5 separate regions of the Mus musculus genome follow, and all the other regions are linked to region 1. Evidence: chromatin loops called from intact Hi-C (ENCODE). Cell type or tissue: heart. All regions are shown on one strand.

Region 1 (5,000 bases):
AAGCTTGACAAATAACATGAAAGAATGTGCACTTGTTAATTAATTTGCTTTCTTGGTAGTGATACCAGACTGGAAACTTACTTTAAAAATTATTTTTTGTTTTTTTTTAGATAATAATAAAACTTCATCATTTCTCCCTTCCTTTCCCTCTCTACAAGACCTCCTGTAAACAGCTCCTTGCTCTCCTTCAAATTCACGGCCTTCTAAAACTTAATTGTTTGATACATAAATATAACCTGCTTAGTCGATCAGAAACCTCTCTTAACTAGAGTGTCTGCTTTGTTTTTTGTTTAGGTTTGTTTTTGAAACAGAGTCTTGTGTAGCCCAGGTTGGCCTTTAGTTTTCTGTGTAACCAAGGATACTCTTGATCTCCCACCTCCTCTTTCCAAGGGCTGGGATTACTGGCTGTGCCACCATGCCCAGAGTGCTTGTTTTATAAGGATATATCTATACTTTGTGTACATTCCCTCTAACTTTTCTAAAGACTAGCATGTGATTTAGACAAGAAACTAGAAGGACAGAAAAATGAAGTAGCTCCTACATATTTTCCCAATGGTCTCCCCCCCCACTCCCCGCCCCACCCCCAACTCATAAAAATGTGACGAGTCAAGGCAGGATTCCAGTCTGATGCTTCAATTCAGAATAAGACTTGGGACTTTGTAGTTGGAATGTCTTCCCTGGAATGTCTGTGTGACAGTGACTTCCTCGGAGACCTGTAGTGAAGTACAAGTCTCCTGAAGGAAGAGACCACACATTCATTTCTTTACATTTCTTACCACTAGAGAGACACAAGTAGTCAGCCGAGGCCTTAGAGCCGCCTGGGAACTTGACCCGATGGAGGGATTTCCAAGACCCACCAGGACAATCCCAGTCTAAAGATAGCCTCTTTAATTCTTAGACATCTGAAGGGTTATACTGCTTTCCCGTGGTGGACTGTCTGTCCTAAGGCTTCCCAGCTCCCCCGAGGTCCCATCCATCTCAGGACTAATTTCTCTCCTCTCCAAGCTGCTGGTACTCTGTTCCCAGAACATTGACCTCGGCGGAGGAGAAACAGCTGGTGGGAACTTTATCCACAGTAACCCTTCACAGCCTTGTGTGAAAGACCAGCGGGCAAAAGTTTCATAACTCTAGCACAGTCTCATTTTTAACTCTTGCTCTTGTGTCAAATGTCACAACAATAAAAAATGCCAGTGTGTATAAAATACCATGGAAAAGCAAAAATGTCCACACTTGATATATACATGTAGGACCCTTCTTCTGGAGTCTTTTTTTTTTTTTTTTTTTTTTTAAAGATAGCTTCAATTCTAAACGTATCACGTCAGTCCCCAAAGCTTGTTTGTTCTGAGAAGTCTAACATCTCTGAGTCCAAATTGCATTTATAAAATCGAGTCCATCAACTGGGAGTAATATAAGTTGTTAGAAGTGCGTTCCAACTTGTTAATTTTGAAAGTATGTTCTCCTCGGAACATGGGCGTCTGAGGCCATCTGTGCTGGGGACTGATGGTCGTGTATCTCTGAGTGTCTGAGCATTGAGTGGGACCTCGGATATTCACACTTAAAAGTATAAACAGCACAACTGGGAAATGTTTTAGTGCCTCCTTGCTTACCCTTTATCGACTGAAAAAGAAACTTTGATTGGAGGAGTGTGAAGTGAAGGAGCGAGCCAAGACTGAAAGGAATCTCAGCTGCAAAGCGCTTTTATGTGCCTGCAGTCTGGAGGGGTAAAAGTGGCCCCGAAACACAGCATCAGAACAACTATGCAGCGGGCTCTCTATCGTCCCCTCGCCATTCTCCATGTCCTCTTTCAGACATGGTTGAATTTCTTGAGAACATTCTTGCATATTTTTCCTTAACTTTTGTTAAGTACATCTGAGTGGCTGATGAGGGGTGGGGGTGGGGGCTCAGCAGGGAAGAACAATTAGTGCTCTTGCGGAGGACCCAAGTTCAGTTCTCAGCACCTCCATGGTACCTCCATGGGCACCTGAACTCACACACACATGCCCTCACACATAGATAAAAATAAAATAAAATAAATCGGTAACAATGATTACAAAAGAATAAAGCACATCAGGGTATTTATAGTCGGACTTTTCATTTTCTTTTTTTAGATTTTTAAATTTTACACATATGAATATTTTGCCTGCATGCATGTACACCACAGAAGGTGTCAGCTCACCTGGAATGGGAATTAAGTATGGTTTGAGCTACGGCGTGCGTGCCGAGAACCAAACCCAGGACCTCTGCAAGAGCAAGTGCTCTGGACTTCCGGTCCACTCTCCAGCACCCTTGTTTGTTTAAGTTTACACAGGAGCTCGTGTAACGGAAACTGGCCTTGAACTAGTGATCCTCCGCCTCCCTGGTGCAGAGGTTGTGGGTGCGGGGCCGCCACAGCCAGCTGTATCAGACTTAACTCAGGGTAGCAGAATCTGGATGCTGTGACCCTGGAGCTGCACGGTGACATTGCCTCTGTCCACCAGATGGCAGGAATTCCTTTGGCATGTTCTGTGAGGCAGCTGCCCGGGACACTTGGATGGATCTATCAGTAAGACTTTGAAGACATAAACACAAAACATCGACTCTCACAGAAAACTAAGTGTTCAGGCAAACAGAGCTGGTGGTGGTTTAACCATTCTCTACCCCGGGCTTTTCACCTGTGTTCCTTCCCCGGGCTCCCCTGTACCGTATTACCAGTCCCTCCTGTCTATCATCTACAACAAGGCTTTATCTGTCTAATGTACGTGCCTCTGGGTCTCTAGTGCTCAGCACATAGCATGCCTGCAGTGAGGTATATTTTTGTGTTTTGTTCTTTGAGGTCAATGACAGTTGACTTCTAGAAATGAAGCTCTGTGTATCTTTTTAAGTCTTTGGGCATGAGCAGAAATGCTGAGCGCCTCCCTGCCCCCACCTTCATAGCTGGAAGGAGGAAAGCCGCTCCTGAAGCTTGGGGGCTCATTTCCTCCCTCCAATGCACCCCCCTTCTGTCTATTAGTGGTCAGAGGCATATCTGCCAGCACTGTATTTCCATGCTAAGCTCCAGCGAGGATGTTCAAAGCACCCCCAGGGTCTGTCCTCTCTGCCATTTGCCTCCTTCTAATTTCCTTCTCCAGCCTCCCCTTTCTATGTACCTTCACCCAGACCGCCTTCCCAGTCACTGTGTAGTCAGGGACAAAACCACTTTGTTTCTCTGCCTCCACATCAGATCCTAACCTGTCTTTTGCCCTGGACAGATCGTGAGATACACCTTGGTGCACTCCATAAAGAGGAATTGTTTTGATAATCCAAACAAAGCTAAGAATGTTTAAATTCCTCCCACTCTCTCCTCACCGCAGTGTGAGATGAATCCAACTGTGTTGTAAGAGTGTGGCCGCAGGCCTGCACTCTTGAGTTACGAAATGTTGCAGCAAACTCTCCTTGTATAGCAATGTTATCAGCCAAGAACTCTAGCCTTAGCCCCACCATTGAGAAATCTGGAGAACTTTCTCTTTGTGCACAGGGACTTTCAGAAGTTTCTGCCTAATCGACATCTGTAGCATTCATAAGCATATGTGATGATATAAGGACACTGTGGGGACTTCTCTCCCCAGAGACTATTTGTACTTTTGTTGCAAGTAGGGGCTTAGCAATACTGCATGAGCCCTCAAACCTGATGCTCCGTTTCACATTTAAGGGATGGCAGATGTTAGAACTGGCAGCTGGGAAGAATGCAGTGGGTGGAAATGAGAACACCGTGTCCCTTCCTGTGTGTGTGTGTGTGTGTGTGTGTGTGTGTGTGTGTGTATACATACATACATACATACATATATACATACATTTCCCAGCATATGATGAAATTGGAGTAAGGAGAAAAACATGGCCTTTAGCTTTTTAGTTTTCGCTGGATATTAACTTTAGAGAATTTCATTTTCCCCATTCTTACTTTTTGCACATACATGTGTACCTGTGTAAGGAGAAGTCGGGACAATCTTGGGCTTTTGGTGACATTCCCTCTCCCTCTTTGAGGTAGGGTCTGTCATTGGCTTGGAACTGAGTATGTGGGCTAGGATGACTGGCAAGGAATCTGCTTATCTCTGCTCCCAGTGCTGGGAATACAAGGCATTCACTCCATCCATTCATCCATCCATCCATCCATCCATCTGTCCATCCATCCATCCGTCTGTCCGTTTGTCCATCCATCCACCCATCCATCTATCATCTATCTATCTTCTATCATCTATCATCTAATCTATCAATCATCTATCATCTATCAATCTATCTTCTATCATCTATCTATCATTTATCAATCATCTATGTATCTATCATCTATCATCTATAATAATCATCTATCTATCTATCTATCATCTATCTATCATCTATGCATCATATATCTATAATCTCTCTCTCACCTATCTCTATCTATCTATTGGTGCTATTACCAGGCACTCAGTACATTCATTTATTTATTTATCCATTTATTATTTTTGAGACAGTGTCTCACTGTGGCGCGTTGGCTGATCTAGAACACTCTCTGTAGACCAGATTGGTCTTGAACACAGAGGTCCACCTGCCTCTGCCTTCCAAGTGCTGGAAGTACTGGTATGCACCACCACACCTGGCAAATTGAAATAAATGTATTTATTGATTTGAGGGCAGGGGGAGCAGGGTTTTACTATGTGACTATTTGTTGGTGTTATACTTGCTTTGCTTGGAGCTGTTTTCTCCTACCTTTCCACTATCCTTTTCTTTTCAGGACCTTAAAACTTTGATATGTTACAGAAGAGGTGGGCACGTGAAAAGATGGGTAGGAACGAAGGAATGGGTGCAAAACTGGCAAGGTTGAGCTGCAGCAGGCTCAATGGCCTAGAATTTCACTAAAGCCCTGGAGTGATTAGAGGAAGTGCCTCAATTGTGAGAGCCCTGTCCCAGTGCTGTTAGGCATGGGCTCTGCACGGGTTGCTTTGAAAGGTGTGCATCAGGACTTAGTGGTTCCTAAGAGGGTCATGGAGGTATTAAAATACAATGAA
Region 2 (5,000 bases), 160 kb after region 1:
AAAGGGAAGACCATTTCTCTCTTCCTAAGCTGCAACCTAAACTTTTGTCTTAGCATGTACCTGTTCCTCATAGCACAGCTCACATCTGGGACAGGGAGTTAGAAGTCAAAGAGCCTGAAACTGACTGGGGAATAAAAGATCATCATGAAACATTACCTAATTGTTTAGCAATGTTGTCATGTATTGTCCAGGACTGGCCTGGAACAGGAGTGCAGCCAGAGAGAGGAATATAAACAGATCTTGTTTGGGATGATGGCCGATCTTATTCCTCGTCTTTCTTAGTCTCTCTGATTCCTCTGACAGACAGGGACATTCAAGCAAAGCCCAGGACCACTGTGGTCCAGGCACGTGCATGCAGGGACAGCAGAGCCGCCAGTCAGAGCTAAGTACATACAAACTCCAGCAGGGAGTTAAAGTGCACCGCATGTTTTCTGCCTTTCAAGGCATGATTCCCTTTCCTGTTTTTGTTATTCTGAAACTAAAAACAGTTGGCCGGCGTGCCAGGCAGCAAAGGCAGCAGACACTCCAGGTCGCCACCACCCCTTACGCCATGCCAAGGGAAGGCAATCAAAATATCTGTGACCTTGGAAAATCACGGCAAGGCTTTGCACTCAGTACCAGCCTCATGCATCACTACTACATTTGATGGATTATTTGGACTGTTTCAAAGTCGAAGTAAATTAATAATAATAATAATATAAAAATCCCTAGGAACAAGGAAAAAGCATTTTAAATTAAGATGTGCTCCTGGCTTTGTCTGCTCCTCTGGGAGCTCACCTAAGTGACTGGACTTGTAGGGAACTGTTGGTTTTGCTCACTGCTGATCACATGGAAGGTGCTGTGAGCAAAAGGACAGAGATCACATGGAAGGTGCAGTGGGCAGAGGAATGCTGAACCAACACAACTCGACTCTCCTAAATTCCAAACATCTACAATCCATTTTAGCTGTTAACAAAGATGGTCAATTAACACACATTAAAAATTTGACTCTTACAAAAGAGATGCCAAGGAGATCTCTCTCTCTCTCTCTCTCTCTCTCTCTCACACACACACACACACACACACACCACACTTTGCTCCAATATTATGCCAAATCGGGTTGTTTTTTCCCCCTAATTATATCTGAGATGAGCTTGGTTTTACCAAACTTTCATCAACTTTTCAACATGAACCTTTGCCTTAGCCTGTCAGCCTGCAAGGCCCCTCACAGAAGCTTTGGGAAGCTATGTTAGAGGTAAGCTGGTTACCATGAAAGGATCATGTGTAGTGCATATACATGTGTGTGAGCAGGGTGCACATATGTGTTTGTGGAGGTGGGAAGTCAACATCAGGTGTTTTCTTGAATCTTTATCTGCTTCTCTCACTGAACCAGGAGCTCACCAAGCCAGCTAGGCTGAATGGACAGCAACTGAGCTCACAGGGTTCTTTTGTCTTCCACACTCCAGCCCTGGGATTACAGCTTGCAGGATAAAGTCATTTACTGAGTGAGTACCAACCCCCATCCCATCCCATCCCATCCCATCCCATCCCATCCCATCCCATCCCATGCCACCCTCACTCCCCACCCCCTCCATATACACACAGAGCCCAGAGTTACTTTTCTGTCAGAGTATTACTCCTGGAAGTTGGATGCAAGCCAGATTCACCCAACATCACATATTTATCTCAACAGGGAAGTCTACAGCATGGGCTGGGGTCAGCTTGGTTTTCCTTCCTCCCTATGCACCTGGTTCCAGACTGTGACACTGACCCCCTAAAGAATATGCAGACATGAAAATGTTCATTGCTTCATGTTTACTAAGACTAGAAAGTACACTAACTCATGTCAGAACTTTCATAATGAGGTAACTGGAGTTCAGAGAGCTTTAAGAACTTGTCCAAGGCCATAATTTTTAAGTAATAGAGCCAAGACTCAAACCCAAGTCCACAATGTTCCCTAGGGCCATGTTTTAGCCATGACATTGACTGTCCAGCAGAAGAAACCAAGTATAGGCTGCAGAGTGAAAACTAACAGAGAGCTTAGAAAGTTCAAAGAGGCAGAACCTTTGCAAAAATAACACACACAACCACAGTTTAAGTTATTGCTGTTTAACAAGACCAAGAAATGAGCAACCAACTTACAATAACTTTCAAGTTTCCCTTGACGTCAAAAGACTTGATCACCCAGTTGACAGATTTTTTGCACTTCAAGATCAGGACGAGGTTTTTGACCACCTCAGGATCCTCTCGAGCAGGTCGTATGTCAATTATTATATCCACCTGGAAGGTGCTGTGTGTGAAAACCAAAGGCAAAGTCAAGACCGGAGCCAGAAGGCTGCCACTGCTCCAAGCCTCGTGTTTCCAGTGTCTGGCCAGTTGATTAAAATGCTGGCGTGGATCCCAGGCAAATGACATGTGCAAAACAGATTGCTGTTGCACGCTGAACAAAACGGGTTTACATAACAATAGGATCGCAGGCCTGATGCTAATTAGCTGTGTTTCTCCTCTAGAGAGGGGGAGGGAGGAAGGCTCCTCAATGCTTCCTCAGTTAAAGGGATTTGAACACCAAGGGAGTTTCCTTCTGAAGCAGAATTGTCTGTGTTCAAGGTTCTGTGCCTTCGCCCTTTGTTGTGGAACTTCTAAGTCCCTATATGCTGAAGCCCTTCAAAGCCTGATGTGGGTGGCTGAGGCTGGAGGAGGGAAGGGGTAGGAGGCATGCTAGCACATGCTCCAGGAAATGTCAGAATAAATAAAAGGCCAAAGGCCTCTTGACTTACGTAAGTTTTGATTACGGCATCAGTAACAGTTAAATAATCATATCTGCACTTACTTTCCCAAGCTTCTGTATATAAAGTTATTTAAATTAGTGGTCAAGCAAGCAATTGATACAAAATTGATGAGCACAATACAAACTTCTAAGAACTGAGCATGAGAGAAAATGGTTTTTACTAAATGAACGCTTTACTAAACGTTCCGAATTTGAGGGAAGGGTCTGTCGTGGTTTCAAGTGTGAGACACAATGATCAGAAAGCCTGGCTGAAGGTCTGCGCACTCTCCAGGTCCCTCCACAGAGTTCTGTACATGGCATGGAACAGATTCTCACCCAAACGATCTGTGGTCTATTCAATTTTGAAATGAAAACTCTATTACACGTCTCATTTCAAAAATCTCTCTACAGAAAAACTGGTAAAGTTTGAGTCACTGGCCCATATGAAATACAGGTCAGGGTAGAAAATTATTATTTTTCCCCTCCTTAAAAACAACAACAAAATCTAATTATTTTCATAGGGAGAATCAAACTTCCACAAGTGTCAGATTGTGATATCTATTTAATGGATCCTTGATTCATACCATGAAGATGCAGTACACACGCACATAGACATAGACACAGACACACACAGACACATAGACACACAGACACACAGACACACGGTGCATACGTACTCTGAGGATATTATACATATAACCGAATCAAAAGAGGCATATTAAAATGGTAACTGTGGTAGATAATAAGGCTACTCTGTAACTCTAATTACATCACTGTTTCAACAGTGATGATGTCCGTCAAAGGAGATAGCAAAGGAGAACCATTATCTTAAAAATTAAACCCAGAAGTTAAGAAGGGGCTTCAAGAACTCTCTGGCATATATATCTTTACAACCAGGTGATAATGCAAACCACGTCACCATGCTGAGTGCCGTCCTCCTCTTCTGTGATCCACGCCTGCCTGAAGCATGGCTGCTTCCCTCTCTCCAAATAAAGTGAGCTGCTCCCCGCTCTCACCCTCATATCAGGGGAGAACAGATCTTTACTTTCATCTCTTCTCAGGTTATAACACACACATACGCACACACACATGTACATACATGCAGACATGGGTGCACTTGAGTGCACAGGCGTGCTCACCTGTAAGGATTGGAGTTGGGGGAGATTAACTCAATGATATGCACTTCCTTCTCGTGGGGCTGACTGGCCAGGACACAACCTTCGGCGGCTTTGGGTTGAAGGTACTCCGCAAGGTAATTGAGCGAGAGAAAATTTTTCCCTATGTTACACGTGGGAGGGAACACTTGATCTGAAAGTAAAGACAGGGCACTGGGGTCAAATCGGGGAGTTTATGGGACCAGGAGGGAAGGAAAGAGGTGGTAGTGTGACCGAGGCTAAGTCTGAACCAGAAGCCACGAGCCCAAAGGGTCCTCATCTGTGGCCTCGGCTACTGCTCAGCCATGCCTTCTACCTTGGCTACCAGGGGCCTTCTGCTGGCCAGTGCTAGTGGCTTCTTCTTTGCCTACACCCACTCCTTTCTTGCCCCTGTTCATCTCCTCTGACCCCTGCTGTGTCCTACTCTTTTTCACTAGAGTGGTCCTCTGTCTTTGATCCAGGACAGAACCACCTCTTAGGACTCTGTCCCTCAGAATCTGATTCAGGGGATCATGTGGGACACGGACATCTTTCCTTTCTGAGGCTCTGTAGTTAATGTCAGCCAAGCCCAAGACTCCCAGCCCTGAGCTGGGGAGTGTAGATCCGTTGGTAACATGTTTGCCTAGCGTGCAATATGCCCTGGGGTCCATATTCAGTATCGTGTAAAAGGTTCTGCAGCGTACACCTGTAATCTCAGCACTCAGGAGGTGGAAGCGAGGAAAATTAGAAATTTACAAGCATCCTTAGCTACATAGCAAGTCTGAGGGCAGCCTGGACTACAGACCTTATCTCAAAAAACAAAACAGCAACAAAGATATACAGCTATGAGAAAAAAAAATGACATCATGGCATATACAGGGAAATGTATGCAGCTGGAAACCTATGTTAGGCTAAATAATCAAGACTCAGAATCTCAATCCTCCCTTTGTCTATTTTCTATAGATAACCTCACTCACTCCTGTGCGCCTAGACCACAGCTCCTCCCCTGGGCTGCAGACTTAAGACTGTCATCTGTCTACCAGAAGGTCCCGACCTAGCCAGTATTTTCATGAGCACTGGCAACATTGAATCCATTTTTAATCCTATAGGCTTCTCCTTGG
Region 3 (5,000 bases), 130 kb before region 1:
TAAGTATATAAAATTAATATCTGATCATCTGTGGGTTTTCTGTATTATTATTATTAATTATTATTATAGTACTAGGGATTGAGCACAGGTTCTGTGCATGCTAAATTAGCACTCTACCACTGAGCTGTACCCCAGCCTGCTTTTCCTATCTTTTGTTTTGAAAAAGCATCTAAGTTGCCTTGAACACCTGAGCCTCCTGCCTCAGTTCTCTAACTAGAACTGCTACCAGGCCTGCCACATTTACTATGTTTTAAATATATTTCTCTTGGTTTTAGTTCTGACTAGTAACATTGAGGAGGGGAGGATATGTTAATTGTCCTTAGAGGATAAAAGGGTCTGGACACAGGAAGGGGACAAGGAGAAAATATTCCATATAGAGGTGACCATGGGACACAAGACTGTGGGCACAGTCTTTGCTGTAACACAAATGTTAAATGACCTGGAATACTGCCGAGTATTGAAGACATTTATAACCTTCCTTGGCCTTTGTTTTTAGTGTCCTTGTTCAATCTTTTCAAGTCATGGCACAGTTAGACACTTAAAATCTATCTGAGGCAGTCTGGAGAAACTGATGAGGTGTCTCACTACAAAGGCAGGCGTCTCATCTCTTTGAGGACTGAAATGGTTGGTATGGTAGGTACTCTATGGTTTGGATATAAAATGTACCCCCAAGGCTCAGGTATTGGTCCCTGACTGGTGACCGGTGCATGCAGGCTGTTGCTGTCCTCTCTGGACCAATTCATCCAGGGTTTTATAACCCAGCACCATCAAGAATGGCGCTAGGACATGGGGTCTAGCTCCTCAAGCTTGGGCAGGGATTGCTTTGGAAGACTTATCTCGTCCCTGGCTCCTATGTGTTTCTTTCTGCTCCTAGATGTCATCGATAAGCAGCTCTGCCCAACCACACCTTGACCCCAATGCTCACGACCTCACAGGTCCAGAACCACTGCAGCAGCTAGCATGAGCGAGCTAAAACTGCTGAGCTGAAATAAATCCTTCCTCAGTTAAATTGTTTCAGGTGTTACAGTGACAAAATCTGTGTAGCAGTGTGTTGGCCACTTGTCTTGATGCTGTGACAAAACATCTGACAACTGGAGACAGACAGCTCAGCGGTTAAGAGCATGAACTGCCTTTCAGAGAACCCAAGCTCACAGAAGCCAGAGTGATTCACAACTGCCTGTAATTCTCACTCCAAGGAGATTCAACCCCTCTGTCCTCTGTGGGCACCTGCATTCAGGTTCACATACCCACACAGAGCACATACACTTCCTGAAACCAGAAGTGTGTTTCCTATGTGATTGTAAATCCAGTCAAATTCACAGCGAAGATTAACTGTCACATACAAGTGCTGAGAGTATTAGTAATAATAATAAATCCCTGGCACCTGAAAGCAAATAGTTATACTACAGTGTTCTCAACTGAACAAGACTTGGAAAATACAAACAACACTCAGATAAAGCCATTTTGTGACTACAGTAAAAGACAGAAAAAATTTCTGTGTAATTATTTCTGAAACTAGAGATAAGAAAAAAATCTCAAAATCTAGAAAAATAATGGAACATCCCCATCTTCTGGCTAATACAGATGTCTACTATACTGTAAAAAAAAACCTCTTTCCAAAATAAAGTGTTAATGCCAGGTGTGTGTGTGTGTGTGTGTGTGTGTGTGTGTGTGTGTGTGTATGTGTGTGATTGTGTATGTGAGTGTATGTGTGTGTGAGTGTGTGTGTGAGAGTGTGTGTGTGTGTGTGTGTGTGTGGCCAAGAACAACTTGTTGGAGCTGGTTCTCTCCTACCACATGGATCCAGGGATCACTTAGATTGGACTTTGTCTCCAGTGTGTGCATCTAATCACAGACTTGCCTTCTCTGTGACTATTCTTGTTCTTTTCATCTATGGCCTATTATTACACTTATAGCAGCAAATTGATGCTTAATTTCTAGGAGGCTGCTATTATGTTTATATCCTGGAACTGTCCCATTGGTCTTCTATCCACTTGTGTTTGCTTTGAGGTTTTCCACATTCCACATTTTCCTCAACTATCTGGTCACCCTCAGTTGTCTTCTACTGTGTATGTAAGAAACCTAACTTGTAGCAGATGCAGAGTACATGCTCAAACTACAGGCTTAACATATAGAAAATTGGAAGTGTCTAATCTCTGTGGTCAACTTCCAGAGCCTTTTCTCTCAAGCATTCTTCCTCTGGAGTTATGGTAGCTGTGCTGATTCTACCTGAAAGGGTCCATTTTACTCACTTAGAGAAAACCTACTATTTAGGAGATGAGATGACTAGGAGGAAATGCCTTGTATATTGTTCTTTTGTCATAAAGCTTCTTCATAAAGACTTTTGAGAGCTGTGGTTTGAAAAGCGGCCACAAGATGGTGCACCAGGACAGTGTATGCAACTGTGCTCCCCTTAGCAGAAATTAACTGGGGTCTAGAAACTTGACAGGAACTCTGGGGACTCCTCAGTATTTCATGGCAGGATTCGAAGGTCTCATCAGGAATGAGGAGTGTATGCTCTCTGTATTGATGAAATATTGTTTAGCTATTTTATTTATTTATTTATTTATTTATTTATTTATTTATTTATTTTTTGGTTTTTTTCGAGACAGGGTTTCTCTGTATAGCTCTGGCTGTCCTGGAACTCACTTTGTAGACCAGGTTGGCCTCAAACTCAGAAATCCGCCTGCCTCTGCCTCTCAAGTGCCGGGATTAAAGGCATGTGCCACCAGGCCTGGCTGTTTAGCTATCTCTTAAGTGCTGTTGATGGGTGGTGTAATTCATTCTGAAGCTCCTAGGCTGTGTTTTAGTTTGAATAGCCTCTGTAGACGTGACAGTGAGGTAGTTTGTGAGTCTCCTACTATTATTACTGTGTCAGGACCCATGTGACCTTTAATGCTATTACTCTTTATTTCAGAAACTGTGAGCCCCACGACTGAGTACATGTTGAGGTACACTGTGTGAAGGTGTGTCTCTGTGGTCTCAATTGTTAATTCTGTTCCAGCAGAGAGCTAAATGCTGGCAGAATCTTGGTCTTGTTATTTTTATGGCCCATCACCTGGCTCATATTCTGTAAATACTTGTTCTTCCTCACCTGCCTAAGGCAGTCTAGAATTATATCTGACTAGCTGTAATAAAAAGCTGATGGCCAATAGCTGGGCAGGCAGTGGAGGATGGATCTTCCAGGCAGAGAAAATAGAGGTGGGTGTGATGGTTTGTATATGTTCTGCCCAAGAAATGGCACTGTTAGAAGGTTTGGCCCTGAGAGGAGAGGTGTCCACCCCGCCTGGGAGGGCTTTGCCAGAGCACCTGGGGGAGCCATCTTGGTTCCCAGATCCCTCAGAGACTAGTCTGCGCAGGTGAGAGTGTGGACTACAGAAGCTACACAGCTTCTGTGACAGACGGAAGCGACACAGCTTCTGGGACAGGCCCTGTTTTGGGCCTTTATCTTCTGTCAGGAGGCAGGTCCAAACACCAGATATCTGTGGCACCTTCCCTGCAAGAGGAGAGCTTGGCTGCAGAGAGCACTCTCACCACTGAAACTCAGGACAGAGCTAGTCTCCCAGGTCTGCTGATAGAGGCTAACAGAATCACGGGAGGAACAAGCTCCAACCAGAGACAACTATAACAACTAACTCCAGAGACTACCAGATGGCAAAAGGCAAACATAAGAATCTTACTAACAGAAACCAAGACCACTCACCATCATCAGAACCCAGCATTCCCACCTTAGCCAGTCCTGGATTCCCCAACACACCCAAAAAGCTAGACCCGTATATAAAAGAATATCTCATGATGATGGTAGAGGACATCAAGAAGGACTTTATTTTTGTTTTTGTTTTGTTTTGTTTGTTTTTGTTTGTTTGTTTTTGTTTGTTTTTTTTTTTTTTTTGTTTTTTCGAGACAGGGTTTCTCTGTATAGCCCTGGCTGTCCTGGAACTCACTATGTAGACCAGGCTGGCCTCGAACTCAGAAATCTGCCTGCCTCTGCCTCCCAAGTGCTGGGATTAAAGGCGTGTGCCACCATGCCCGGCTTTTTTTTGTTTTTGTTTTGTTTTGTTTTTGTTTTTGTTAAGAAGGACTTTAATGACTCACTTAAAGAAATACAGGAGAACACTGCTAAAAAGGTAGAAGTTCTTAATGAAAAACAAGAAAACACAACCAAACAGGTGATGGAATTGAACAAAACCATACAAGACCTAAAGAGGGAAGTAGACACAATAAAGAAAACCCAAAGTGAGACAACACTGAAGATAGAAACCCTAGGAAAGAAATCTGGAACCATAGATGTGAGCATCAGCAGCAGAATTCAAGAGATGGAAGAGAGAATCTCAGGTGCAGAAGATTCCTTAGAGAACATGGGCACAACAATCAAAGAAAATGCAAAATGCAAAAAGATCCTAACTCAAAACATCCAGGAAATCCAGGACACATGAGAAGGCCAAACCTACGGATAATAGGAGTAGACGAGAATAAAGATTTTCAACTCAAAGGGCCAGCAAATATCTTCAACAAAATTATAGAAGAAAACTTCACAAACCTAAAGAAAGAGATGCCCATGAACATACAAGAAGCCTACAGAACTCCAAATAGACTGGACCAGAAAAGAAATTCCTCCCGACACATAATAATCAGAACAACAAATGCACTAAATAAAGATAGAATATTAAAAGCAGTAAGGGAAAAAGGTCAAGTAACATATAAAGGCAGGCCTATCAGAATTACACCAGACTTTTCACCAGAGACTAAGAAGATCCTGGACAGATGTTATACAGACACTAAGAGAACACAAATGTCATCCCAGGCTACTATACCCAACCAAACTTTCAATTACCATAGATAGAGAATCCAAAGTATTCCATGACAAAACCAAATTCACACATTATCTTTCCACGAATCCAGCCCTTCAAAGGATAATAACAGAAAAAAAAAAAAAAAAAAAAACGAATACAAGGACGGAAACTACACCCTAGAAAAAGCAAGAAAGTAATCCTTCAACA
Region 4 (5,000 bases), 240 kb after region 1:
CATTATCACTAACCAGTGAACCCGCAGGCTTTACAGGTTGGAATTCTGAGCACATAGCTGTGGATTAGAACCCTTCTGAGTCTACTAAAACTTGTAGATTAAAACATCAGATCACATTTTCCCCATTCCTGGTTAGGATCGAGGCACACAAACCCTAATTCTAAATGTGGGTGTCCTGCATTCCAGAATAAACAGCAGCCCCTGAAGAAAGCAACAGAAGGGCAAGAAGAGAAATAACAAAGAGAGGCAGACTGGACACTTAGTAATTAAACAGAAGAGAAAACAGGCTGTGTCCAAGTTCAGCTCCAGGCCGAGTTCCTATCAGAAGACTACCGGAGGCCAAAGACTACATCTGGATAATGCTTTAAATCTGAGGCCAGTCTTTGAAAAAACACTTGACAAAGATTATCAAAACACACATCTATCTTTCTTTCTTCTCTTTCTTTCCTTCCTTCTTTCTTTCTCTTCTTCCTTTCTTCCTTCCTCCTTTTCCTTCTTTCCTTCCTTCCTTCCTTCCTTCCTTCCTTCCTTCCTTCCTTCCTTCTTTCTTTCTTTCTTTCTTTCTTTCTTTCTTTCTTTCTTTCTTTCTTTCTTTCTTTCTTATTTTCCCTACACATAACCAGTCCTGCAAACTTCTTCCTCTGTTTGTGTGTGTGTGTGTGTGTGTGTGTGTGTGTGTGCATGCACTGGACATGCATATATGTGTATCATGCATGCATAATGTATGTGTAGTCACACATGTGGGGCACACATGTGCACATGCACATATGAATGTGGAGTCCCAAGATTGACACGGAAGTCTTCCTTGATTGTTCACGGTGTTCATTGAGACAGGGTCTTTCGGTTGGGTTGCGCCCAGAGCTCTACAGCTAACCTTCTAGCCAGCTTGCCCCAGGGATCTGCTCCTGCCTCTGAGTGATGGAACAGTCCTTCTGTGGGTTCCGGGGATCACCTCTCTAGCTCTCGCCTGCAGACTCTTATCATCCTGCCCTCTCACCTGCACTGGGCATGAAGTTGGGCTGAACACACATTGCATAGTGTATTCTTTTATACCTAGACTTGTTAACATTCTTCCTGTGTAGTTAAGAAAACACACAGACAACCAAGGTGGCTGGCACACAGCTATAAGGTCAGAATCCTTTGTCCTGGATTAAATGATCATCTTCTATCTATCTATCTATCTATCTATCTATCTATCTATCTATTTATCTATCTCCCTATTATTTTTCCTTTTTGGTTGTACTGAGTATTGTACCCAGGGCCTTGTGAATGCGAGGGAAACACTCTACCACTGAGCTATCGTCCCAGCCCTAGCAGATGTTCATCTCATCACTCAGCCCACCTGAGTATTTTATGGAACCTCTTTCACCTTATGTTCTGAAAATCATTACAGAATGTGGTTCCCATTTACTGGGCTCAGATGAAACTCTTCACCGGCACAGTAAACATCAACAGTGACATGAAGTATTTAAGACCATCAGTATCCATATTCTTCATGTAAGTATGATATAAAATACTTACCCCTCCCCCAAATCAAACTGAGAGCTTGACTCTAAAATGATCATTTTTAATTGTTCTCACATAATGGATATTCTTAGTAAAACAAATGTCTTAATGTTACCACGTGTGATTTATCTAGCGCCTCAGCATCTCCTGTTTCTAAAACAGCTAGAAATATAACAGATGCTAACTGTGGTTCAGCGTCACAAGAGACTCTGGTCTAGCTAAGGATTCTCACACTCGCCACGCAGCCTCTAGTTAGCACATTGGCTTTGCAGTAAGAGCAGTCCTTTGAATTCTGCCTTGCGCTTTGGTCGCTGTCTCAGCTGAGGTGAGGTTGGAGGGAAGACACCATGACAGTCATCTCCAGCCACCTAACAGTCTGACGGTACTTTTATAAGGGCTTATTCATTTATTCATATTTTGCCCATGTTGGGGATCAAACTTGGGGGATGTGTGTGTGTGTGAATGTATGCATATATGTGTGCATGAGAAGAGAGACCAGGGGTCAAACCTGGATATTATTCCTCAGGAGCCATTCATCTTGTTTGGGGTTTTGTTGTTATTGGTTTGGTTTGCTTTGTTTCGTTTTTTGAGACAGAATGTCTCTTTGGGACCATGGGCTCACCATCGGGCTAGGCTGTCAGGCCAGTGAGCCCCAGGAATCTACCTGTGTCTGTCTCCCCAGCATGGGGACAGGGAACAAGCATGCACATCATGCCTGACTTTCCACATGGATTCTGGAAACGGAACTTGAGGACTTGTGCTTACGCAACAGCACCTGATGGATTAAAATATCTCCCCAACTGGGACCTTGCACACACGCTAGGCAAAGACTGGCATAAGCTGCATCCTCAGCTAACAACATTTTTACAACCAAGGAATACTGCTCAAAAGTCATGTGATCCATCTTCTGAGATCTGCACTTGACAAACTTTAGAGAATTACAGGCATTAATCCACAGTGACAAATGAGATTCGATGTCCTCTTCCTACCAAGGTCAGCTACAAAGAACACTCTAACCTTGGCAAAGTCAGACAAACAGGAACTCTGGGGTGGGAAGGGGAGGGGTGAGAGAGAGACAGAGAGACAGAGACAGAAAGACAGAGACACGGAGAAACAGAAAGACAGAGATAGAGAGGCAGACAGAGAGACAGAGACAGAGAGACAGAGATGGAGAGACACAGACACACAGAGAGAAACAGAGATGGAGAGACAGACACAGAGAGAGGGGCTGCAAATACTGCTTTTCTTAAGTACCCCTTTAATTTTCAGGCCGGAAAGTTCAGGAATGTCTGTTTGACCTCAGCCACCTTCCTCCTGCTGCCTCTAACGGCTCACTCTATGCAATCCCTGTGGAGACAAGCCTCCAACAGCTCTGGCCTTGCCAGGATAAATTTTGGCTCATGTCCTCCAGCAAGGCCACGAGTCCTCTGAAGGTCAAAATAAATGCGGATTATTTCCAACACGAAAGGAAGTATGTTTTCTGGAACGAGGGCCCCAGCTCAGCCATGAGGATGGTACTGATAACCAGGGGGATGTGTGCTGCCGTGAGCTTAGATCTCTCGGGCCTTTGCAGTAAATACACACTCACCAGTGGCTGCAATGAGCTTGTCGCTAATGATTTAAACTTTAAACTGTGGCATGTAAACTCGTATTCCAGCACTGTCACAGGGAAGGCTTGCTTGACACACTAGTCAAGTTTTTCTCTTTTTGTATTTGAATGAATGTGTTTCCACAAATCCTTGTTGTAGCAAATGACTTCCTTGTGCTGGGAATCCAAAAAGGGAAGATAAGAATCGTAGCAGAGAAAGAGTTTTTCAATGTCTACCTTTCATGAAGGGCTAAAATTCCTTTTATTTCCAAACGCTGAGGCATACAGCTGCCAGCCATCTGCAGGCCTGGATTACAAGCATGATACTCTCTCTCTCTCTCTCTCTCTCTCTCTCTCTCTCTCTCTCTCTCTCTGGTGCAGGAAAACAAAAGGAAATCTCAACTGTAGTTTAAGAAAATGAGTACCAGAGAAATGAAAGGCTGGCCTCAAACTTGCAGCAATCCTCCTGCCTCTTCCTCTCCATCTGCCAGGATGCCCAGTTCCTCCTTTTTCACACGTGTGTAAGTGTGCATGCACACGTATGGATGTGGATGTGAACGTGGAGGTGAGGTCAGCTGTCTTCCCTTGTGACTCTTGCTTTATATGTTGAGGCAAGGCCTTTGTCTCGAACCCAGGGCTTTCTGATTCAACTAGTCCAGCTAGCCTCCTGCTCCAAGGGTCCTGCCTCAACCTCCCAAGCACTGGGCCACCACACCCACCGGGCATCTCCCGAGGTACTAGCGATCTGAACTCGGGTTCTCACATTTGCACAGCACGTACTTTCCCACAGAGCCTTATCCTCAGCCTCTCTCTCTTTTATCCTTCACTATTGCATGTGTGTGTACATGCATAGCTGGCAATCAGGGGACACTATGGCTCCAGTGCTCCCTTTACACCTTCATGTGGGATCTGGGGCCAAACTCGGGTACCAGGCTTGCACAGAGGTCGGTTGCTTTACCTGCTGAGCCATCTTTCCAGTCACTTTCAGTCCTTTTTGCTCTACACACGCCTCGTTGTTTTCTGGTTTCATTTTGTACACAGCATGGCTGGAAGTTAGTATTTCAGATTCCCCACAGACCTGCAGTCCACTTGTGGGTTCAAGCAAACACCAGGCCTTACCAAAGCAAAGCTTCTGTCCCTCCCCCTCCACCATACCCTATACCACCATAGAGGAAGGTCCTGGGTGGCCTTGGAGGTGTGAGGTGTAGTGCTAGGCACACAGTTAGCATTTGAAGTTTCAAATCACAGCAACCAGAGGCACAGAACCAGGGCAGACACACCCAGGCTGGTAGTTTATAGCATGGGATGGTTCTGGCTTCTATTCCCAGCATGCGTCACCTACAAGCTAGTTAAACTTAAAAAACCACCATTTTCAGTGGTAACTGGGAAAGAGTTCCCAGGAAACAGGACTAAGAAGACTCTAGCAGTTGTCCGCAGATCTCCTGTTTTTCAACAGTTTTCATTTCCTCTTCCAAACCTGTCTAAAAACTGCTCTTACCAAAGGAACCGATGGCTATTTCCTGTCCTTGATGGACAGTGCCAAAGACTGGTAAGGAGGAGACACAAAGGAGGACCCCCAGTTACCCTCTCCTTCCTATGCATCTGTGTATGTCTCTGGCCCTTAACAGATACTTACAGAATGATCAGAGATACAGGGAGACAGGATCTGTGGTAGAGAAGAGAGCAAAGCCTTAACTCCCAGGGGCACATTTTCAGCCAGTCCTATTTACAACAATAACAGCGTGTGTCATCAAAAAGCTGAAAATCACCCTGTTTGGGTAAAGGTGCTGCCACTCCCTGATCACTGAATGAATGTATCTATTCAGTCTCTCTGACCCACATTCAGAAGGCAAGGTAGCTATGACCAGTGCAGGCTTCTCTCCGACTGACTTGTTATTAACATGCC
Region 5 (5,000 bases), 330 kb after region 1:
CCACTGCTGTAGAGAAATACTACTTAACTGTCTTGCTCAACATGGCTTGCTCTGCCCGCTTTTCAACACAACCGGGGACTGCCGGCCCAGGGGTGACACCACCCACAGCGGATTGGACCCCAGGCCAGTCTGATGAAGGCACCTTCTCATTTGAGGTTAACTGTTCCCAGGTGACCCAAGCTTGTGTCAGGATGAGACGAAAACCATTCAGCACACCTGTAATCTTAGCAGAGCTGGATCAGAAGTTCAAGAAGATAATCAGCTACATAGTGAGTTTAAGGCTAAAAAAGAATTTAGTTGCTAGGTAAGGAGACAGAAACAGTATTTGGTGTTTAGAAAGTGCTCGGTGTATGCCAGGCCCTGGGTGTGACCTACAGCACCAAACAAGCAAACAGCAAGCCCCTAATAAGGAGCTTGGCAATCGCTTCATTTGCTTTCCTCTGCTGGAAAACAGGGGTTTGGGGATACAAGCAAAGCCTCTCAATGTAGATAGCAGGCAAGGATGATACGCAACCCCCCCAGACAATAACAATCACCTTGCAAGCAGAAATTTCCATTTCTCTGCCTCTGCCATAATCATCATCTTGTTGGTCTCCTGGCAGCGTGTGATCACACTTGCTTCGTTCATATTTGAGGCTCAGAGAGGTTTAGCCTGCTGCTCAGCTAGGGCCACACCCAAGGCTTCAGCCTCTGAAGCTCAGACTCGCTTCCCCAGTCCTGTGGGGCTCCACACCAGCAGTTGGTTGAATCAAATTTCTTTTTTAAGTGTAATTTTAAAAATTAATTTCAAGACTTTCACACATGCATACTCTGCATTTTATTGTATTTGCCTAACTCCCCCAGACCAAACTCCCATTTTCCCAGCCCCTCCCAACTTCACGTTTAGTCCCCCAAATCCTACTTGTATTGGCTGTACTCACAAGTGTGGGGCCGTCCACTGTATGCCTCCATGGTACTCAACCTGTAAGAGGCCACAACCTGTAAGACAACCGACTCTTCCTCCTGAGAGCTGACTGTCAGAAGCTCCTCAGCCTGAGCAGGGGCTCCCGCTCTCCTAGAGTTTTGACCAGTTCGATCTTAGCAGGTCTCGCTCAGGCAGCCACACCGCTGTTAGCTCATGGGTGGTCAGGTCTGTCCAGAAGACCCTGTTCACTCTGGTCCTCCTGACACCTGGCTCTTCCCGTCCTTCTTCCCCATCTTCCATGATGACCCTGAAGCCTTTGAGAGTGGGTGTGATACAGATGACCCATTTGTGGCTGGACGCACCATGGACACTTCTCTGCAAGTTGAACAGTTGTGAATTTCTCGGTTAAGCCTCATCCACTGCACAAAGAAATTTCGCTGATGGGGTCTGAAAGCTGCAGGCAGATGTGAATTTAGAGGGTATTTTGATATTAAAGTTATTAGCAAAACTTTAAAAGTTAAAGTCATTTAGCAAAATAGTAGTAGGTTCACCCCTGGGGCTGTGACGACTCAACCATGGTTTCTTTGACCAGATTTACAGTGATAGGCATGTTTTCCCTCCTGTCGATTGGACCTTAAATCCAACCAGAGAACACCTAGCTGGTTATCCCCATAACATGCATGCCACTGCTGTGTCCATGGGCATATCTTGCCATCTGTTCATTTATTGTAGGCTCACAATCTTTCCCCAGCCACATAAATAGTACCCTCCAGTACTAAGATAGCCAGCAGGGAGGAAACTTCACGGTCAGTACCAGCTTAATTTCTTCAAGTCCTGTGACCAAACTGCGATGTTTTCAGCAATAGGGTCTTACTATGGAGTTCTAGTGGGCAACCAAGATCAATGACAATAACCTATATTGTATTGGTGATCTCCAGAGCACCCTTGACCAACAACTTCAGGGGAAAGTATTCTATTCCTGACAGTGAACAGCTGTACTAAATAGCCCCTAGTTGGTCATCTGTGATAAATTCAGACAACCTTGACAGCAATATTTGATGAATTTTAGATGTAGGTGACTTTTCTGCTAGCCCATTTCAGATCCTTCCAAGGTAAGCTGAGCACGTGTGGTTATATGAATGTGAATTGCATTCTATACCTTTCTACAGAAAATACACCCAACAGCACTCACCCACTAAAGATGAAGAAACTTCCAAGTATATCAAGCCACTCCTAAGCACATCTACTGACACAGTGCAGAAGCCTTGAAACTTAAACTGCTTTTCCCCCTAACATGTCTAGAAGTTGGAAGATAGTAAAAAAGATGCATGGCAGGATCCATCTTGAATTAAACGGTTAGAAAACATATGGGGTGTGGTAGCTTACTCCTGTCACGCAAAGACTTCAGAGCCTAAGGCAAGAGGACTCTGAGTTACAGACCAACCTGAGCTATAGAATGAAAGCCTGACCTTAAAAAAAAAATCATTATTCCCCAGTGAGTCATATCTTAAAGCTAAAATTAACCAGCGCAAGTCCATAGCGCATGTCAGATACTGGGGAGGGACAGGGGAGGGCAGCAGCAGGGACATAAGTCTACTTCTAGTGTTGCTGTTAGCTCTAGAGTGAATTAAAAATAAAAGTAACTGTCTTCCCTGCATGTAGTACACCTTGAGACATTGTTTATTAAAGTACTTATCTTGCTACAACGTATTCTTCAAATATGAAACTTCAACCAACCATGGGACTCATGGCTCTAGGTGGATATGTAGCAGAGGATGGCCTAATTGGTCATCGATGGGAGGAGAGGCCCTTGGTCCTGTGAAGGTTCTATGCCCCAGTATTGGGGGATATCAGGGCCAGGAAGCAGGAGTGGATGGGTTGGTGAGCAGGGGGAGGGGAGAGGAAATAGGGGGTTTTGTGAGGGGAAACCAGGAAAGGGGATACCATCTGAAAAGTAAATAAGAAGATATCTAATTAAAACAAACAAACAAACAAACAAACAAAACCAAATAATGAAACTTTTATTAATGTTCCCAAAAAGGTGAGCACGGAAGGCTCCCTGAAAGGAATGTGGGCATGTTCTGCCACCTAGTGGTTACATGAAAGCATATACTAAGAAATGAAAGAAGGGAAACTGTTAATATGTTTGGGAATTTCAAACCAATCTCTCAATGTATTCAGTTGTCATTAGTATTAACAGGACACTGGACTTTTGTATTTTTAATTCATGAGGGATAAGAGAAAAAGGAACATAATTATATATTTTTTCTATTTTATTGAATATTTTCTTTATTTACATTTCAAATGTTATCCCCTTTCCCAGTCCCTCGACCCCATTCCACAGAACCTCCTATCCCATCTCCCCTCCCCCTGCTTCTATGAAGGGGTTCCCCCAACCACTCACCCACTCCCACCTCCCCGCCCTGGCATTCCCGTACACTGGGGTTTTAAGCTTCACAAGACCAAGGGCCTCTCCTCCCATTCATTCTCGACAAGGCCATCATCTGCTACATATACGGCTGGAGCTATGAGTCCCTCCATATGTACTCTTTGGTTGGTGGTTTAGTCCCTGGGAGCTCTGGGGGATGTGGTTGGTTGGTATTGTTGTTCTTCCTATGGGGTTGCAAACCCCTTTAGCTCCTTCAGTCCTTTCTCTAGCTCCTCCATTGGGGACCCTGTGCTCAGTTCAATGGATGGCTGCCAGCATCCTCCTCTGTATTTGTCAGGCTCTGGCAGAGCCTCTCAGGAGGCAACTATATCAGGCTCTTCTCAGCAAGCATTTCTTGGCATCCACAATAGTGTCTGCATTTGATGACTGTTTATGGGACAGATCCCCCAGGTGGGGCAGTCTCTGGAAGGCCTTTCCTTCAGTCTCTGCTCCATACTTTGTCTCCATATTTCTTCCTGTGTGTTTTTTGTTACCCCTGCTAAGAAGGACCAAAGCATCCATACTTTGGTCTTCCTTCTTCTTGAGCTTCATGTGGTCTGTGAATTAACTTTTGGTTTAATATCCGCTTAACAGTGAGTGCATACCATGTGTGTTCTTTTGTGATTGGGTTACCTCACTCAGAATGATATTTTCTAGTTCCATCCATTTGCCTAAGCATTTCATGAAGTCATTGGTTTTTTTTTTTTTTTTTTTTTTTTACAGCTGAGTAGTACTACATTGTGTAAATGTACCACATTTTCTGTATCCATTCCTCTGTTGAAGGACATCTGGGTTCTCTCCAGCTTCTGGCTATTATAAATAAGGCTGCTATGAACATAGAGGAGAATGTGTTTTTGTTATATATAGGGGCATCTTCTGGGTATATGCCCTGGAGTGGTATATCTGGGTCCTTAGGTGGTACTATGTCCAATTTTCTAAGGAAACACCAGACTGATTTCCAGAATGGTTGTACCAGCTTATAATCCCACCAACAATGGAGGAGTGTTCCTCTATCTCCAGATCCTCACCAGCATCTGTTGTCACCATTTTTGATCTTAGCCATTCTGACTGGTGTGAGGTGGAATTTCATGGTCACTTTAATTTGCATTTCTATGATGCCTGAGGATGCTGAACATTTCTTTAGGTGCTTCTGGGCCATTCAAAGAAAACTTCCCTAACCTAAAGAAAGAGATGCCCATAAACATATAAGAGGCCTACAGAACTCCAAATAGATTGGACCAGAAAAGAAATTCCTCCCATCAAATAATAATCAAAACACCAAATGCACAAAACAAACAAAGAATAGTAAAAGCAGTAAGGGAAAAAGGTCAAGTAACATACAAAGGCAGGCCTATCAGAATTACACCAGACTTCTCACCAGAGACTATGAAAGCTAGAAGACCTTGGGCAGATTTCATACAGACCCTAGTAGAACACAGATGTATCCCAGACTACTATACCCAGCAAATACTCTCAATTACCATAGATGGAGAAACCAAGATATTCCATGACAGAACCAAATTTACACAATTATCTTTCCATAAATCCAGCCCTACAAAGGATAAAAGATGGAAAACGCCAACACAAGGAGGGAAGTTACACCCCAGAAAAAGCAAGAAAGTAATCTTCTTTCAACAAACCCGAAAGAAGATAACCACACAAACATAA

The links. A loop is a pair of places that touch in the nucleus more often than their neighbours do. Peaks named below come from ENCODE experiments on the same cell type or tissue, not always from the same donor. Only the 100,000 strongest peaks of a DNase experiment are listed, where the experiment ranks them.
Region 2: a loop joins it to region 1, with 2.4 times the contacts of the local background. A loop is called at or near these places in 5 of 42 quality-filtered maps.
Region 3: it touches region 1 in a loop (7-fold over the local background); 8 of 42 quality-filtered maps call a loop at or near these places.
Region 4: a loop joins it to region 1, with 2.8 times the contacts of the local background. A loop is called at or near these places in 2 of 42 quality-filtered maps.
Region 5: it touches region 1 in a loop (7-fold over the local background); 25 of 42 quality-filtered maps call a loop at or near these places.

Annotation. Positions count from the first base shown.
Region 1 is chr5:106,988,384-106,993,383 of GRCm38, forward strand. No RefSeq gene overlaps it. Among named protein-coding and RNA genes, the nearest start is that of Cdc7, 27 kb to the left of the region's middle. In heart, a CTCF peak has its summit at 2,467 (motif pointing right); DNase peaks (open chromatin) are centred at 998, 2,378, 3,078 and 3,378; H3K27ac peaks cover 666 bases.
Region 2 is chr5:107,145,905-107,150,904 of GRCm38, forward strand. It overlaps Tgfbr3 (transforming growth factor, beta receptor III), which reads right to left. Exons shown (of 17, transcript NM_011578.4): 6 at 3,886-4,054; 7 at 2,122-2,269. Among named protein-coding and RNA genes, the nearest start is that of Gm42146, 54 kb to the left of the region's middle. In heart, no CTCF peak of the experiment used is centred here; DNase peaks (open chromatin) are centred at 407 and 2,387.
Region 3 is chr5:106,858,208-106,863,207 of GRCm38, forward strand. All of the region lies in intron 31 of Hfm1 (HFM1, ATP-dependent DNA helicase homolog), which reads right to left. Among named protein-coding and RNA genes, the nearest start is that of Gm33327, 58 kb to the left of the region's middle. In heart, a CTCF peak has its summit at 2,372 (motif pointing right); no DNase peak of the experiment used is centred here.
Region 4 is chr5:107,231,214-107,236,213 of GRCm38, forward strand. All of the region lies in intron 2 of Tgfbr3 (transforming growth factor, beta receptor III), which reads right to left. Among named protein-coding and RNA genes, the nearest start is that of Tgfbr3, 56 kb to the right of the region's middle. In heart, no CTCF peak of the experiment used is centred here; a DNase peak (open chromatin) is centred at 2,928; H3K27ac peaks cover 2,830 bases.
Region 5 is chr5:107,317,926-107,322,925 of GRCm38, forward strand. No RefSeq gene overlaps it. Among named protein-coding and RNA genes, the nearest start is that of Brdt, 11 kb to the right of the region's middle. In heart, a CTCF peak has its summit at 3,006 (motif pointing left); no DNase peak of the experiment used is centred here; H3K27me3 peaks cover 609 bases.